3 separate regions of the Mus musculus genome follow, and regions 2 and 3 are each linked to region 1. The links are chromatin loops, found by intact Hi-C in ENCODE. Cell type or tissue: left cerebral cortex. All regions are shown on one strand. Each heading gives the region's core, and the rest is flanking DNA. Links, peaks and the distances in the headings are about the cores only.

Evidence for each region. Hi-C counts contacts between places; a loop is a spot of excess contacts. Peaks named below come from ENCODE experiments on the same cell type or tissue, not always from the same donor. Only the 100,000 strongest peaks of a DNase experiment are listed, where the experiment ranks them.
Region 2: it touches region 1 in a loop (2.6-fold over the local background); 11 of 42 quality-filtered maps call a loop at or near these places.
Region 3: a loop joins it to region 1, with 2.2 times the contacts of the local background. A loop is called at or near these places in 2 of 42 quality-filtered maps.

Annotation. Positions count from the first base shown.
Region 1 is chr8:125,566,693-125,572,206 of GRCm38, reverse strand. Sipa1l2 (signal-induced proliferation-associated 1 like 2) reads left to right here and starts at 2,344. Exons shown (of 22, transcript NM_001357372.1): 1 at 2,344-2,552. In left cerebral cortex, for the core only: CTCF peaks have their summits at 919 (motif pointing right), 3,172 and 4,384; DNase peaks (open chromatin) are centred at 3,178, 3,434, 3,652, 4,468 and 3 more places; H3K4me3 peaks cover 2,838 bases; H3K27ac peaks cover 2,185 bases.
Region 2 is chr8:125,445,949-125,451,462 of GRCm38, reverse strand. It overlaps Sipa1l2 (signal-induced proliferation-associated 1 like 2), which reads left to right. Exons shown (of 22, transcript NM_001357372.1): 13 at 1,030-1,130; 14 at 1,479-1,582; 15 at 3,571-3,956. Among named protein-coding and RNA genes, the nearest start is that of Gm30713, 63 kb to the right of the region's middle. In left cerebral cortex, for the core only: no CTCF peak of the experiment used is centred there; a DNase peak (open chromatin) is centred at 2,217.
Region 3 is chr8:125,382,948-125,388,461 of GRCm38, reverse strand. Gm30713 (a long non-coding RNA gene) reads right to left here and starts at 2,578. Exons shown (of 5, transcript XR_879356.2): 1 at 1,974-2,578; 2 at 1,685-1,827; 3 at 1,092-1,113; 4 at 513-651. In left cerebral cortex, for the core only: no CTCF peak of the experiment used is centred there; DNase peaks (open chromatin) are centred at 2,576 and 5,045.

The DNA.
Region 1 (5,514 bases), core at 197-5,196:
ATAAAACCAACACCTGTTTGTTGCAAATTACGACTATTCATTTGGTATAAAAAGAAAGGCTTTATCGGAAAGGCTGGAGTAAAAAGGGAAAGGAGGAAATAAAGGTGGCACCCTATATCTTCACTAAGTTAGCCACTGAACTTTAATGCTCTGTAAGTATCCTCGTAGGTCAAATCTTGGGGCTTGTTAAGGAAACCAAACTGGCTTTACTAAGCTAAAAGGTAAACAGATGCAAGCAGCAGGCAGATTGGCTGGTACCTCTTTGAACGATCTCTCTCTCTCAAGATTTATTTATTTAATGTATGAGTGTTCTATCTGCATGTACACCATCATGCCAGAGAGGGTATTAGATCCTATTACAGATGGTTGTGAGTCACCATGTGGTTGCTGGGAATTGAACTCAGGACCTTTGGAAGAGCAGCCAGTGCACTTAAGGCTGAGCCATCTCTCCAGCCCCTCTTTGAACTCTTAAGACTGATGTAGGGGGCTGGAGAGATAGTTCCGTGGTTAAGAGCACAGACTGCTCTTCCGAAAGTCCTGAGTTCAAGTCCCAGCAACCACATGGTGACTCACAACCATCTGTAACAGGATCTGGTGTCCTCTTTTGGTGTGTCTGAAGATAGCTACAGTGTACTTACATATAATAATAAATAAATCTTTAAAAAAAGACTGATGTAGGAATTACTTCATCAGAAGTTAAAAAAAAAAGTTTAGAATTGGAGAGCGAGAGTTCCTAGATTCTGTTTTCTTAAGAATTCCCAGGGTAATGAGGCCTTTGAAGGGCAGAGAGGGAGGCTCGCAGGACAGTAACAGGAGATGACGAACCTATGGTAGCTCACTCTAGCTTTCATTTGCTTGAGAGATTGCTTGAAGTCATGTATGTCCACAGCATGGCTGCAATGACCAGAGAAGCCAGAAGAGGGCCTCTGATCCTCTGAACCTGGAGTTACAGATGGTTGTAAGTTGCCACTGAGAGCCTGGTACAGAAGCCAGGTCCTTGGCAAAAGCAGAGAACGCCCTTAACTTCTGAGGAATCTGACTCACGCTGGCTTTTAGACAAGCTCCGTTGAATGCCTCATGGCTGGTATTTTTCTTGGAAACCCCAGCAATCTCCGTACCTTCGCCAAAAGAGGCATTTTATATTTGTTTCTGTAAGATACCTGAGCCCGCAGCCACGCCCTGCCTTCCTCTCTGGCGCTGTATTCCACAGTCTCTGCCCCGGTTTAATCTGCCCCCTCCCCCACCTCACCCCCAAGCACAGAGCAGGGTCTGGTAAAAAGTTTCCCAGAAAGCACTGCAGCACAGGACTTTTCTCAGACTTCATGTTTGTGGAATGCATACACAACTTCTGCAAACGGTAGGTATAGGGAGACCATCCAGAAAGACCTCAAAACCTGGAAATCTCAGGAGCATAATGTCATATACAGGTTGCTGGCATGTTTTACAAGGCCCATTCCTACGCATTACACCTGTATTTAAAATGATATATAAGAGATTGGACAATGTGCACGCAGAGAAATGCAGCTTGGGTGGGGACCCACTGTTTAAACTTCACCAGGATGTGTGCTCGTAGTAGGAAGCACTGCGACAGGGAAGGAGAGATAACATTATTAACATTATCTCTTCCAGGGAGGAGTTCAAAGTCCCAAACAAACCATTTCAGGACTCTGGGGACGTAAGGTGGAGCCAGCTCTGCCACCTGCTCCGGCCTTATTTACTCCTCCTGCCCGTGCATCTCAAAATAGAGCCCAACGCCGCTCTTCTGCAGCCGGCCGCAGGTGAGGCTCCCGGCGGTTGGGGGTAAAGGGGGTAGACAGGGCCGGAACACCGAGAGCAGGCGTGGGCCCGCTCGTGCATCGCTCCTGGCTCAGGTTCCCCGGCCCGCGCGACTACAGCTTGCACTTTTGCGTCAAGTCCGTCCCTCGGGCTTCGCCAGGCCGTGGTGACTCTCAAGGGTCCGGACATGGTGCGAGCATGTACGAATGAGAGTCCACACCCGGAGAGCACCGGTCGTTCCGAGGGCACCCGGGCTCGCGAGCACTCCGAAGCCGGCCGCCTGTCCCCGTAAGCCGAGGCCTCGCGCTCGCCGCGACCTGGAGAATCGCTCTCCGAGGACGCTCGCGCTCGCGCGCGCCCGACCGCGAGGGGCGAGTCTGGCCAGGAGGCGCGCCAATGGGCGTGGGCGGAGCGCTCGGGGCGGGGCCTGTCCGGTTGGCCAATGGGCGTGGGCGGAGCTTTAGGGGCGGGGACCGTCCGGCCACCGGCCAATGAGAGGGGGCGGCGCGCTCGGGGTGGGGTCTTTCGGGGCACCGGCCAATAGGCGGGGGCGGAGCGCGTGGGGGCGGTGCCGGGGCGGGCGGCGGCGGCGGGAGCCGGCTGCAGACGGAGCCGGGCGGCCGAGGACGCAGCGCGGCGCCTGGCGACAGCTCGAGCCGCGGGCGCAACGGCCGCGCGGGGAGCGCGCCCATGGGTAGCGCGGGACGGCGGCGGGCGGCGAGGCCCTGGCTTCTGCGCGCCGGCCCTGGCGGGGTCCAGAGGACCGCGGCTCCGAGGTGCGTGCCGGGGGGTGCGGGGTGCAGGGCGCAGGGACCGGACCTGCCCGGCTGCGCGCAACTTGCGGGCCGCTCCCCCGGGACTCCCGCTCCTTTGTACGCGCGGGCTCGCGTCTCCGCGGGTGAGGACCGCGGTCGGGAAGCGACCGGCAGCGCCGGCACATTCATTTGAGCCTGGTCGCAGAATCCCGAGAATCAATTTCGGCTCGTCTCCCGGAGAGCGAAAGCCGAGGACAACTTGGCGTCACCCCTTGGGGAGACGTTTGTCGTCATTAACCATCTTCGGCTACATTAATTCAGTCCGGGCCAACGTCAGCACGGGCGAACGGACAGCAAGTGCGTCCTCACGAATTGGGGCTGGGCGATACCTGATTTTGGTCAAAACAGGTCTTAGGCGCTTCGGGTTCTGCTTGGAGTTGCCTCGGTCTGCGCAAGGATGGCTTTGAGAAAGAAGGCCAAACAGCGAGGGGGAAAGGCAGAATGCAGAACACCCCAAAACCCAAGTCATCCGCAGAAAACGGGGCGTCTTGGTTATTCTCATTGGTTTTCCCCAGTAACTTCAAAATAGTCCCAGAAATGTTCCTTTTGTCTGCGGTTTCACTTCTAAACTTTAACACTAGATGGCTTTCTTATGACAGGCATTTTAGTCCGCTGCCCGCTTGAGTTTCCTGCGTCTGCAGTCTAGGCTGGGATTTATTTATTTATTTAACGTCTTACAAATTGGAATGAAAGGAAGAAACTATCCCAAACTGCTGCTTTATTTGAAACATAGTACTCCCCTGTAAGGCTTAAACTGGTTATTATATTTCTTTTTTCAAATATGGAAAGTGGGCTTTGATCTCTAGCGACCAGAGGTGACTACGAATGAGCGAGCTGCTTGTTACTGGGCTCTGCATCGCGGAGGTCTTGATGTCTTTGGAGAATGTGGAGTTCTTGGGTGGGTTTGGTGATAAGAGCTGCATAGATTTCGACATGCTGTTTATGGCTAGCTGGAGCGGTTTCCGGAACAGGCAGCAATGGGATCTATTGCAGGGGGTGGAGGGTGGTTGGGAGGGGGGAAGAATAGTCTATCTTCAGTTTTGGGCGCGTGTGAGGCTGTTCATGCCTAAGGGTTGACCGGCAGCATTTGAGGAAGATCTGTAGCTGAGTGCGTCTGCCTGAGTCATACTGAGGGTTGTGTCACGGACCTCTGCGTTTCCTTCTCCCCTGGTGAGATCTGGCTTGTCTCTTCCCAGCACGGCTTTTTAATGACTAGTACAGTCTAGTCATTAAACTAGTGCCTCTAGTTAACCGATCAGTGGCCACAGCAGATTCTTACATTCTGGGTTAAGTACTTTTTTTTTTCAGGGGGTCGGATTTGGGAATTAAACCTATAGGCTTGGGTATGATAGACAAGCACCCTACCACAAAGCTACATTCCCAGCCTCATTTATTGTTATTTCAAAACAGTGAGCCATTTACTATTATTTTGAAAGAGGCTCACTAAGCTGCCTAGGCTGACCTCACGCTATAGCTCAAACAGACTTTGAACTTGTGGTCCCCTGCCTCATGATTGGCTTGGATGACAGGTGTGCTCTGCTCCACCCCAATTCATTTTCCTTACTTTTGTTCTACAAGTAAAACATCACAGGTAGCCCAAGTCTTGCCCTGGTGGTAGGCAGGCTTATTAGCTGAAGAAATTGAAATTTGGCTTTATAGTTATTTCTTGTGGTTTGGCTGGCTTAAATTATAACGTTAAATTTGTATGTTCTAAATTAAAGTGTATTCATAAATAGCTAAAGGGGGGGGACCCCAACTGGGTAAATGTCTGGGGAACATAGCAAACAGGAAGGGCTTCCCTCAGTACCCACGTGCTACCTATAGATGGGGTGAGGTGAACTTGCATAAGAAGCCCTGTAGACATTTCCTCCGGAGGATGGAGAGAGCACAACACAGCATCCAGTTAGGAGGTGGAGGTGGAGCTTCTGCCTGGGAGTGCGGCTGAGAATTGCACTGTCTGGCTTAAGTGTATAGTTTTTAGAGCATGATTTTGTTATTGTAAAATATTAGGCTCTCGCCAAGAGCGTTTGCTTTAGCGCTGTAACTTCTAGCTTCGTTAGTGGGATCATCATCTTGGTCAAAGCTATGGAGTATACATTTGGAAGGTGCAACCCCTCTCCCCGTATGATAATGCATGGGCTCTTTGATACCTGAGCTTAGTCACTTTTCCAGAGTTTGGGGAATCCTCTTCACCTGAGATAAAAGGGACAGTTGGTTGGATACACTTGAAGATCTATTTCTGAAACAGGTGTTAGTACAAATCATTATTATCTGGTAATTGAAGCTGGCTTGACAAGGCCGTGCACAGGCCTCCCAACTGTGCTTCTGTTTACATGGACCTGCTTCTCACCCTTGGCTCCACCAGTACTTGTTAACCCCAGCTTTAGAGAACCTTGGCTTGTCTTTAAACTTCTGACCTCAATGTGGAGGTAGTTTTAGATATGTGTCTTTACAAAGACACCGTGAGTCCTAAGAGAACATGGACTGACCATACTTGTTTACTTAAGTAAAATATGAAGTCAAGCCTTGTAGACTACAAAAACCCGAGGTCTAGATTCTCTTCCTGAACCTACACAAGTGCTTCTTTTTCGGGTGAGAAGAAGGGGTAGGAACCTCAAGGGGCAGTCTCTAGTCCCAGGTGAGTTTGGATAAAGTATAAACCTTTTGGCTCCAAAAATATTGGTTTCTGTCTCTCTGTCACTGTCTCTGTCACTCTCTTCATTTCATTTTTTATTATTTAGAGTGAGTGTGTGTGTCCGTCTGTGTGTGTGGCATGGTGTGTGTGTAGGTCAGAGGGCAACGTGTAGAAGTCGATTCTCCTCTCATCACATGCGCTTTTGGGTCTGAACTCAGGGTTGGCAGCAAGTGCCTTTACCTACTGAGCCATCTTGCCAGCCCCCTTTGTTTCTTTATTGTTTAAAAA
Region 2 (5,514 bases), core at 342-5,341, 120 kb after region 1:
AGCAACATAGCAGCCACCTGGCTGGAGAGGCCTCCTTGGGAGGAGCCTTTGTGATTTGTGTCATACCCCAGGAGTCAGGAGTGTGGGTACAACTGGAGACCCTTGTGAATACACACACGCATGTACACACACGTACACACTGACCTTATGTGGGACTCTTGAGGTAGCATGTAGCACAGCATTCAGGTTTTAGATGTGTGTTGTGGTGACACAGTCCGTCTATGGTAGTCAACAGCTGGGCCCTTTTGTGGACAAAACACAGTCATCCATGGAGGCCTCAGCTGGCATGGACAGAAAACGCCTGTCCATGGAAGAGCATGGCAATCATGGCACTGTCTTCAGGTGCAGAGCAGAACTCCAGGCCAGGCATTCTGCTGTCCAATTTGGATACCATGCTTTTCATCTCACATGGCAGACAGAATTCTTCACAGCTAAATAGCAAATCCCTTTTCTAAGTGAAGCCATGGCTAAGCAAGGAGAGCAGAGCCTCGATTTGTTCTTATATAAATGGGAAGCCTTGTGTAGTCTCAGACCCACGGTGGACTCAGCTCATGGCATTACACGGCAGCACAAGCACATTGCCTTCACTTCCTTCATTTCTAAGATTATGTTTTCCTTTTTCCAGTTCCCGTATCACACAGGCCATCAGGGCAGAGTCTAGACTGAATCAGGTTTTCTTTTCTTTACATGCACTAGTGTTCAGATGTATCAGTGCCATGCGCTTTAGTCAAAAGTAAGGCCGATCATGTGCTCCACCAGAGCTGGAGGACTTGCGGCCTTGACGCTGGTGGTGCGTGTTTATCTGTTGAAGCTTGCTGTGTGTCAGACCTGGTGAAACAGCATCCTTTTCCCTGGAGAGATCGACCAGGATACTGTGTTTCCACAGTCAGGGGACTGTTTCCTAGGACAGCATCAGCCCTGGAATGGTGGTAGCCTCTGTAGGAAACCTCAGCCATCTCATACCTGATCCGTCCTGTCCTCTGCTAGCTGGCGGTGTCAGAAAAGAATAGCCGGACTCCCTCTTTGCAGGTGCCCATCACCCCTCCTGCTGGAGCACCAGGGCCCAGGCTCTGTGGAGTGCGATGGAACCGGGGAGCAGGAGGACCTCTTGGAGGGAGGCAGGCTTCCAGGTAACACAGCCCTGGGGACCGGGCCTCCAGGGCCCCCCTTGACCTGTACTTTCTCCCTGTCTCCACTCATTCACTTGGACAACCATAGTTGATGAGTTTCTCTGTGAGCCATGTGAGGTGCCTGTGGGTGGCTGGCTGGTTCTGGGGTAGCTATGATTATAGCATGGCTTCAGATAACTGGTTATAATGCCTGGAGAAATCTGTCCCTCTGTGTGGGGACTCTGCTGCCTCCCGTGTGCTTGCTGATAACCTGGGAAGTCATAGTAAAGTTTCAAACCATCAGAACCCTGTCTTCCTCCCTCTTGCTAACACTGGAAATTGTGTGCTCAACTCTCTTTAATGTCACAGAAACCAAATGGCATGGCCCACCTTCCAAGGTCCTGAGCTCCTATAAGGAAAGAGTGCTGCAGAAAGACGGAAGCTGCAAAGAGTCCCCCAATAAGCTATCTCATGTAAGTCCTCTATCTACGACCGATCGCACCTGTAGCAGGATTGATGTGTGTCAGCATATAGAGGGTGGCACAGCACACCTGTCCATGGTGCTCTAGAACATGGGATGCATCTCAGTACCCAGTAGGACTACATATGGTGTTTCCATGCTTGAGAGTGTGGGGTACAGCCCAGCACACAGTATGGCAGCATGTGCCCACATGTGGTGTTCAGTGCTGTGTGGGGTTCAGCCCAGTTCAGAGTAGGGCAGGGAGTGATTGAGAACATAAACACATTCCAGCACACAGCAGGTGGCACACCTGTGGCAGGGATCAGACACGTGTTATTTTCCACAAAGGACACTCATAAAAGAGGATAAAAAGAGAAGGGAAATGGGTAAGTTTTGTTTATTTTCTCAGTTCATGAAGGACCACGGAAAGACTACAGCAGATTCCTGCTAAAGCCAACATGCACGTCACCCTGCCAACCTCGCTGTTCACGGTGATAGTGATGAGATCCTGCCCCCAGGGTTAGCTGGTCAACCATTTAGCTACTTAGTGGGACAGTGCAGTAGTGGAAACAGAAACAGTCCCTCTCGCCAGAGGAGCTGCAGCAACGTCCCTCTGCTGATGTCACTGAGATGTCCGTAACCATAGCAGCCCAGCAGCCTGCTGAGAGTCCACTGACAGCAGGTTCCTTGTTAATCCCACAGACCAGCTTATCTATACCATAAAATGAGGGGAGTCCTGTAGGAGAAGCAGCTTTCAATGAGACTCCTTACAAAGGAGCTGCAGTTGGGTGGTTTGAAAATGTGCAGGTGAAAGAAACTTACAAACTCCTGGGCAACACTCTTCCCTCCCCTTGGCACATCAGTGAGCTTTGCAGTTCCCCTAACTGCGCACAGCCATTCTTCCTGCAGCCACAGCCCTGACCTGGCCTGAGCCACTTCCTGAGTCCACTCACATCTGCGTCTACAGACGTCCAGAGTAGTTCTGTAGAGGAAGACAGGCTGTGGAGGGGCCAGGTTGAAACCAGAGAAGCCAGGATTTGCATAAAGGTGCAGGAGGATGGAGAAAAAAAGAGAGATGGCCAAGCCCCTAGGAAATGGCCTGGACAGGAGCATTGTCCCGGCTCCAAAGCCCTGGTCCTACTGGTTCTCGAACTGGGACAGCTGAGTCGGTCTGGGCACAGTGACAGAGAGGATCTCTTCTGTCTTGGCATTGGTCTTCCCTACAGCATGGGTGATTTTCAGACAGTTAGTCTGGAATCTTCCTCTTGGGACTTCACTTGGCTTTAGCTCCCTGAGAGCCTGCGTGCTTCTTTGCAGGGCACTTCACAGTTGCAGAGTCCTTCTCTGCACAGGAGGCATGTGGCACTATGACCTCAGAAAGCACCCAGGGACTAACTGGACGTTTTACCATTATGACTCAGACCTGGGTCTCCTTCACCAAACTTGGAGTCTTTAAGAGAAATGCTATACTGACTGTAAATGGCAGGAAGTTTATAAATGTAAACTGATCTCCTCCTCTGCCTGAGTTTTATATCCTTCTCCATCTATATAATCCTTGTCAGTGACATTTGTGTGTTATACACCAGTGATTGACTAAAGACAGGATGCTAAGCTCCTGTCAGTGATGGAGGAAGCAAGAGGCAGGACCTCTGCATGAGACCAGGCAGAAGCAGACAGATCCCTGGGACTTACCAGCTGGAAGTTAAAAGTCAAAGATACTGACTCCAAAAGGAAATAGACTGGTACCCAAAGGAGCAAAGCACGCACACACACACACACACACACACACACACACATACACACACACACACACACACAAACATCGACACACATGTGTATACACACACACAAAACTAGGATATTGAGAAAATCCATTTCTATATCTATTGCTGACTTAGGGAGCACATAAAATTCAACCCAAGCCTTGGCTATAGCCTAATGTTTGGGGTGATCAGTATATGGGGGTTTACCCAAAGGCCGTCTGTCTATCCTCTTCTCCAGATTGGGGATAAGAGCTGCTCCAGCCACTCCAGCAGCAACACTCTGTCTAGTAACACCTCCAGCAACAGTGATGACAAGCACTTTGGGTCAGGGGACCTGATGGACCCCGAGCTGCTGGGACTGACCTACATCAAAGGCGCGTCCACCGACAGCGGCATCGACACCACGCCGTGCATGCCAGCCACCATCCTTGGCCCAGTGCATCTGACAGGCAGCAGGTCCCTGATGCACAGCCGGGCTGAGCAGTGGGCAGATGCTGCTGATGTCTCGGTAGCTGACGATGACCCTGCCAAGATGTATGCCCTGCATGGCTATGCCTCTGCCATCTCCAGCAGCGCTGCTGACGGTAGCATGGGTGACCTCAGTGAGGTCTCCTCCCACTCCAGGTAAGCCAGCATACGCCAAACTGCACCTGCAGTATGGGTGGGGCCTGAGGCTGTCACTGCTAACTGCCCAGCCATCTGATCCCACAGAGAGTGCTCATCTCCTGAACTCTGCTATTGAGTTGTGTGTCTCTTGCCTCCCCTCTCAGCCTGTGACCCTGATATCTTTTGATAGAGAGCTGCAAACCAGTTAATCTTCAGTGTCTGTCAGCCATGTCCACCCTGCAGGCCACCTGTGTCCCAGGTTATCTGTGAATGCATTGTGACTCACTTATATATGAAGTATCTCACCATTCCTGTCAGAAACCGTTGTAGACCCTGGAGGAGGGAAGGCACAGCAGCAGCTCCTTGTTGGGGACTCACCTCACTCCCTTATGTAAGCTTGTGAACACCATCACACTATCTCTGTCCCTGAAGCCTGATGGCAGGCCATGTACTGCAGGAATTTGGTTTGGGGTCTGTGCATGAACATGTGCACATAGTAAATTGCCCACAGAGACCAGAAAAGGAGTTGGACCCTCTTGAGTTAGAGTTATAGGCAGTTGTCATTCATCCAGTGTGGGTGCTGGAACCAAACTTGAGTCTTCTGGAAGAGCAGTAATCACTCCTGAATGCTGAACTGTCTTCCCAGCCCCCAGTTGGGATTTTTAAGTAAGTGTCTGACTAAGCCTGATGGTGCAGGCCTATAATCCCATCTACTCAGAGGCTAATCAAGGCTGCCTGGGGCATATTCCACTTAAAGGTCAGCTTGGGCGTGTTAGTGAGACCTGTCTCAAAATTAATTGATTTGTTTATGAAGTATCTCGAGGCTGTGGTGTATGCAGCCCCCCAGTGTTGGGGGTAAAGAGGAGCTAAATATAAGGGGATTTTATCCTAAATATAGATACAGAATACATGTCTGCGCATGGTTTTGTACTCTGGCTTGACAGCTGTCTATCTATATGCTGGTTTAAAAGCTGATAATTTCAGGTTTCTGGGTTCTCTTTGCGAGACTCAGAGAAGAGGCTCGTGTGTCAGTGTGTCTCAGTGTGTCTCATCAGGGGGTGTGGCTTCTGCTCACCTTTGCTCCCTGTCCCTGGTGCTGTCCTTCCAGGGCTTTGGGTCACTCTCCAGCTTTTCAGAGCTTCCAGTCACAGAGCATAGATGGACAAACCACAGTGGAACAGTCCTGTGGGACCTAGAACTCTGAAAGGCCTGTCCCCAAGGGGTGGTGCATGCCGGCCCCTGGTTTCTGGTGACAGGCCTCTGCTCCTGAGCAGTGGACACCAGAGAGACCTGGAGCCCCCCTCTGCCCTTTCTTGGATATCACTGAAGAACAGTGCCCGCCATGAGTGCTGGGTATGACCAGTAAGGTCGACCTACGTCCTCGTAGGACATACAACCAAGGGGTCACTCTCTGTGCCACTTTAACTCATGGAACCCAGGCAGGCCAAGTGACATTGCCCCACACCGGGTGCCCTGTCTTTATTTCCCTTGTGGCTAAAACTTATTGTCATTTGCTGGCTGTGTTCATGGCTATCTCCTGGTGAGAAGGAGTTCTTCTCTAATGTCTACAGAAGGC
Region 3 (5,514 bases), core at 342-5,341, 180 kb after region 1:
TGCTAGTATATTCCATGGGTTTTCCTGAGGCTGGGCTTCAATGGTGCACTGGCTGGTTTTGTGTGTCAACTTGACACAAGCTGGAGTTATCGAAGAGAAAGGAGCCTCCCTTGAGGAAATGCCTCCATGAGATCCAGCTGTAAGGCATTTTCTCAGTGATCAAGGGTGGGAGAGCCCAGCCCATTGTGGGTGGTGCTATCCCTGGGCTGGTAGTCCTGGGTTCTATAAGAAAGCAAGCTGAGCAAGTCAGGGGAAGCAAGCCAGTTAAGTAAAATCCCTCCATGGCCTCTGCATCAGCTCTTGTTTTCTGACTTGCTTGAGTTCCAGTCCTGACTTCCTTTAGTGATGAACAGCAATGTGAAATTGTAAGCTGAATAAACCCTTTCCTCCCCAACTTGCTTCTTGGTCATGATAGAAACCCTGACTAAGACAAATGGGCAAAGCAAACTAGAGCATGCAGATGGTGTAGAGGAAGACCTGTGTAAATATGGCTGTAGTCTTCAAGACTATACCTGGAGCTGGGACATGGCTTAAGATGCAAAGCGCTTGCCACGCAAACATGAGGGTCCAAATTCACACAAACAGCCAGGCACTGTAACACTGCAGAGTGTTACTGGAGACAGGAGCAAGGTTCATGATCAGTGAGAAACTCTGCCTCAAGGAAATAAGGTGACGAGTGATTGAGGAAGACATGGATTGTCAACCCCTGGCCTCCATATGCATACACACACCCACATTCTCTCATATACACACTTACACACACAGACACTCACACGTGCACACACTAACACACATACAAATTCTCAAGCACTCACATACAGGCACATATTACACACATACATGCACACGCATATACATTCTCACACACACACATACATACACATTCACACACATACACATTATCACACAAAGACACGCACACACATAATCACACACACTCGGACACATACACTCACACTCATACACACTCACACACATACACATGTGTCCAAGGACAACTTTCACAAAATCGAATCCTATTCTCAACCATCTACACTTATCTGCTTCCAGATTCTATTTTTGAAGTGTGCACAGCATTACCCCCGAAGTACCAATAGGTTAAGCTCTCGTCTCCTGAGTGTGGGAGAAAGTACAGGGGAGAATGTTTCAGGCACACCCCAATGAACAACCCATGCTCCCACCAGTGCCCACTGGCTTCTCATTTCTCTCTCCCCAGGCACCTGGCTGGGAGGGAGGAGCAAACTGGAGCCAAGAAGGCAAAAGCACAACAGAACCCCTTCCAGGGGACGGGGTGGGGGGATGGGGGGTGGGGGTGGAGGCAGACACATCCTCAGGGGCAGACAGGACCTCTGCTGAACTTCTGCTAACTGGTTGCAGAGTTTGATCTGTGGGATTTGTTTTGCCCATTTCTCTTGCCCTGCCCCACCCCACCCTACCCCACCCCTACCAAAAAACAGACAGGGCACAGGTACCTCGGGACTGAGAGTATAAGCTGAGTGTTCTCTACACTTGACAGGGGCACCACCACTCCTCATCTGTGTCCTTCCAGCCTAACTCAAGGACAATGTTACACAGGAGCTACTGCTAACCGGGGCTTCCCGTGGGGTTAGTCGCCACTTCCCATTCCCAGTTCACAACACAGACAGTCATCACAGGCTGTGACATGCCATAGTCATGTGCTAACCTTAATCTTAAGTGTCAACTTAATTGGATTTGGAATCTCCATGGAAGCATGGTGTGTCTGTGAAGTTTTCAGTGAGGTTAAACGGAGGAGGAAAGACCCACCCTGAATGTGGGAAGCACTGTCCCACAAGCTGGGGTCCTAGACTAAATAAAAAAGAGAAAGCAAGTTGAGTACCAACATATTCTCTCTCATTCATCCCCTCTCTCCTTCTCTTCTCCCCACTCCGCTCTTCCCCCCTCCCTCTCTCCACCCCACCTCTGCTCCTCACCCCAGCTCCAGATTACTGTACCATAGTTTTTTTTTCTTTTTCTTGCAAGATTGTGCCTCTTCTGGCTACACTAGAAGCCCCTCCTAGACACAGGGGTGTTTCAGTATAGAGGGGGAAAGAGGGGAGAGGGAGGGAGGGAGAGGGGGAGAGAGAGAGAGAGAGAGAGAGAGAGAGAGAGCAAGCAGCCTTTGCAGAGAAGAGATATTTATAACCCAAGAACTCCCTTTTGGGGACCCCTATGCCCCCAAAAGAACTCCAGGCAGCAGGCTCATCTGTTCAGGCGTTTATAATAGAATGTAGCGCTTTGATTAGTTCTAGAATGGTCTGATTGTTCCCAGCGACACGAACATCTTGGTAAATATCATAGCCGATGTAGAAAGCACAAACGCCACAGTGTGTGTACCCAGGGACTTTGTGAGGTCAGCATAGGTCCCTGCCAATTCAGAGGACCAGGACAAGCCATGTGTTCTGATAAAGCACGAGAGCCATGTCAGTGGGACTGGGCCTTCTTCCTCTGGCCTTCCTTCTCTGGAGCAGGCACCTCCCTTGTATGGAGTCTGTTCAGTCCCTTGCCTGTGGGTGGAGGTGCCAATCATGCTCCTCCCACCCCTGCCTGCTGGGGAGCAGGGACCTCCCACAGCATCTGCTAAACAGTTGGCCAAATCTCTCAGCCCCTCCTTCTGCCACGGGCTGGCTGGGCCAGGGCTTTGCCCCAACTGAGCGCCTGTAATGTGTGTGCTGACTTGCAGAGGCAAGCTCTAGGAGACCAATGGGAAATAGCCAGAAAGGAAAGGGGGTAAAAGAGGACTGTCTGTCATGGTGCAGAAACTGGGAGTTGTGAAATACAAAGGGGACAGGAGGGCTGGGAGAAGCATGTGCCAAGGATCTTTGGTCATAACTGTGCCAACTGTGTGGGAGCAGAGAGAGCAGGCAGGAGTTGGGGGAGGAGCTGCCCATAGAGAGACCGTGTTAGTAATGATAGGAGGGCATACACACAAAGTGCTATTAGAGAGTCTGCACCCGACCATGGCAAACAGACCCCTCATGAGCTTCCTTATAGAGAGCAACAGAAAGGAAAGTGGAAGTCCAAACCATGTCCCCCAATGGGCACCGAGGATGCCAAGGAAGCCATGGTGGGTTTCAGGGACTGGCAGGAAACTAGGGCACCCAGCACAGACATGGAGAAGGAAGGCCAAGGAAGGGGCAGGTGTCCTGCTAGCCTACAAGTTCCTTAGAGCCAACTCCTAAGTCCTAGGCAAACTGAAAGCCGTGTCTGAGAAGAACTTGAAGGCAAGACGTAGTACTCAGAAGGCTTCTCAACTCTGAGGATAGAGCTGTACCCACTCAGCATGCATGAAGGTGTGGGCCAAGAAGACATGTGTTCTCCATGCCCATGGCCATAGTGGTGACCCTGGAGCCCAGAGCCTAGTGTTGGCTCATTAGACCACACAGAGCCAGTTAAATCAAACCAATGGACCTCCATCCAGGGCCCTGACATTCATGACACGCCCAAGATTAGGTCTAGGAGCTATGCAGGTTCATAAGGCTACCGGGCATGTCATCTGCCACCAGCTGCCAGACAGGAGCAGGCCTGCTGTCCTTTTCTAACAAGAACAGCCTGACTTATCTTGCATAAGGCCTGATTGGGCAGAGGGCAGGGTTTTAATGCCCTTCTGTGGGCACGGCAAGCACATTGGAAGCAAAGCCCTTCTCTGGTTCATCTTGGCTCAAGATCAAAGTGAAACATCAATCTTTCTACCTCACCCTCCAAGGCCTGAGGTCCAAGGCTGTTGCTCATCCTCTCTTCGGTAGTTGGAGTCCTGAGTCCTAACAACAAGCCCTGGTGGACAAACATGTCTGTGGCATCAAGCAAAGAGTGAGTAGCAGGGGGGAGGGCTGACATCAAAGGTCCTCCCCAGAACTTTGCAAGGCAAAGAGGAAAGAAGATGGATCCATCAGACCTCAGGCAGATGTCAGGAACATGAGAGATCTGCCTGGTCTCCATGCCAGGTCTCTATGCCTGATATCCATGTTAGGTCTGCATGTCAGGTCTGCATGTCAGGTCTCCATGCCTGGTCTGCATGTATGGTCTCCATGTCATGTTTGCATGTCAGGTCTGCATGTCTGGCCTGCATGTCCGGACTCCATGCCAGGTCTGCATGCCTGGTCTCCATGTCTTGTCTCCATGCCAGGTCTGCATGTCAGGTCTCCATGCCTGGTCTCCATGTCTTGTCTCCATGCCAGGTCTGCATGTCAGGTCTCCATGCCTGGTCTCCATGACAGGGTTGTATGCACGGTCTGGATGCCAGGTCTCCATGTCTGGTCTCCATGCCTGATCTGCATGCCAGTTCTCCATGCCAGGTCTGCATGTCAGGTCTCCATGTCTGGTCTCCATGCCTGATCTGCATGCCTGGTCTCCATGTCAGGTCTCCATGTCTGGTCTCTATGTCTGGTCTCCATGTCTGGTCTCCATGCCAGGCCTCCATGACTGGTTTGCATACCTGGCCTCCATGCCTGGTCTCCATGTCAGGTCTCCATGTCTGGTCTCTATGTCTGGTCTCCATGTCAGGTCTCCATGTCTGGTCTCCATGTCTGGTCTCCATGCCAGGTCTCCATGCCAGGCCTCCATGACTGGTTTGCATACCTGGCCTCCATGCCTAGTCTCCAGACCAGGTCTCTATGACTGGTTTGCATGCCTGGTCTCCATGCCTAGTCTCCAGACCAGGTCTCTATGACTGGTTTGCATGCCTGGTCTCCATGCCTAGTCTCCAGACCAGGTCAGTCTTTGCTTTGTTTGACTTGGGTTGAGATTTCTGTTGCAAGGTCTTGAAGATCTCGTGAAGAATCTTCCCACTGTCCCCCAAAGCTCTGTAACGTTAGCCTCCTCATCCTCTCTCAACAGCCCAGGTGACAGCATTTTATTTGTTTATTTATTTTGAGCTGTGTGAACCTCAGCAGGCACACGTGCAAATATGTCAGGCTTCGTACATCATTTGCATCTCAATGTCCCAAAGCTACAATCATCCAGCCTTGTGTGAAAAAAATAAGAATTTGCAGAAATCTGGGCTCATTCTAAACCCTGATGAATTTCACCTAACTACAGAGGTTTCCTGATGAGGCTTTAGAGAAAACCTGCTGGAATCCATTCAACTCTGAGAAGATGCCGGAAGGGAAGGCAACGAAATGCTGACATTCTCCTTAGCCATAGTTTAGGAATTACAAGAGGTGCCCCTCACGCACAGCAATTCTCTCTGCTTTAGGTGATTTTTATCTTTGCTGTGCACACTCACCCTTTCGGTGTCCACTGTGTGGGATGTGGGCTTGGAACATTCTAGAGAATTCGGTGAGTGAACACCAGGTCCATTCCTGAAGATCCATTCTGCTCCTGAAAATACTGCAACTCATCTAAGAGGCAAGTCTCTTCCCTGAGAATGAGGGAAGCTCAGGGGGAGCTGGGCACTGGGTCTCCTAACCTCAGATGCCTTAGCTCCTGCCATCTGCAGTGACCCCTGCAAACTTCCATACCATTCCCATCTCCTTAAGCACCAAATGCAGCTGTGGG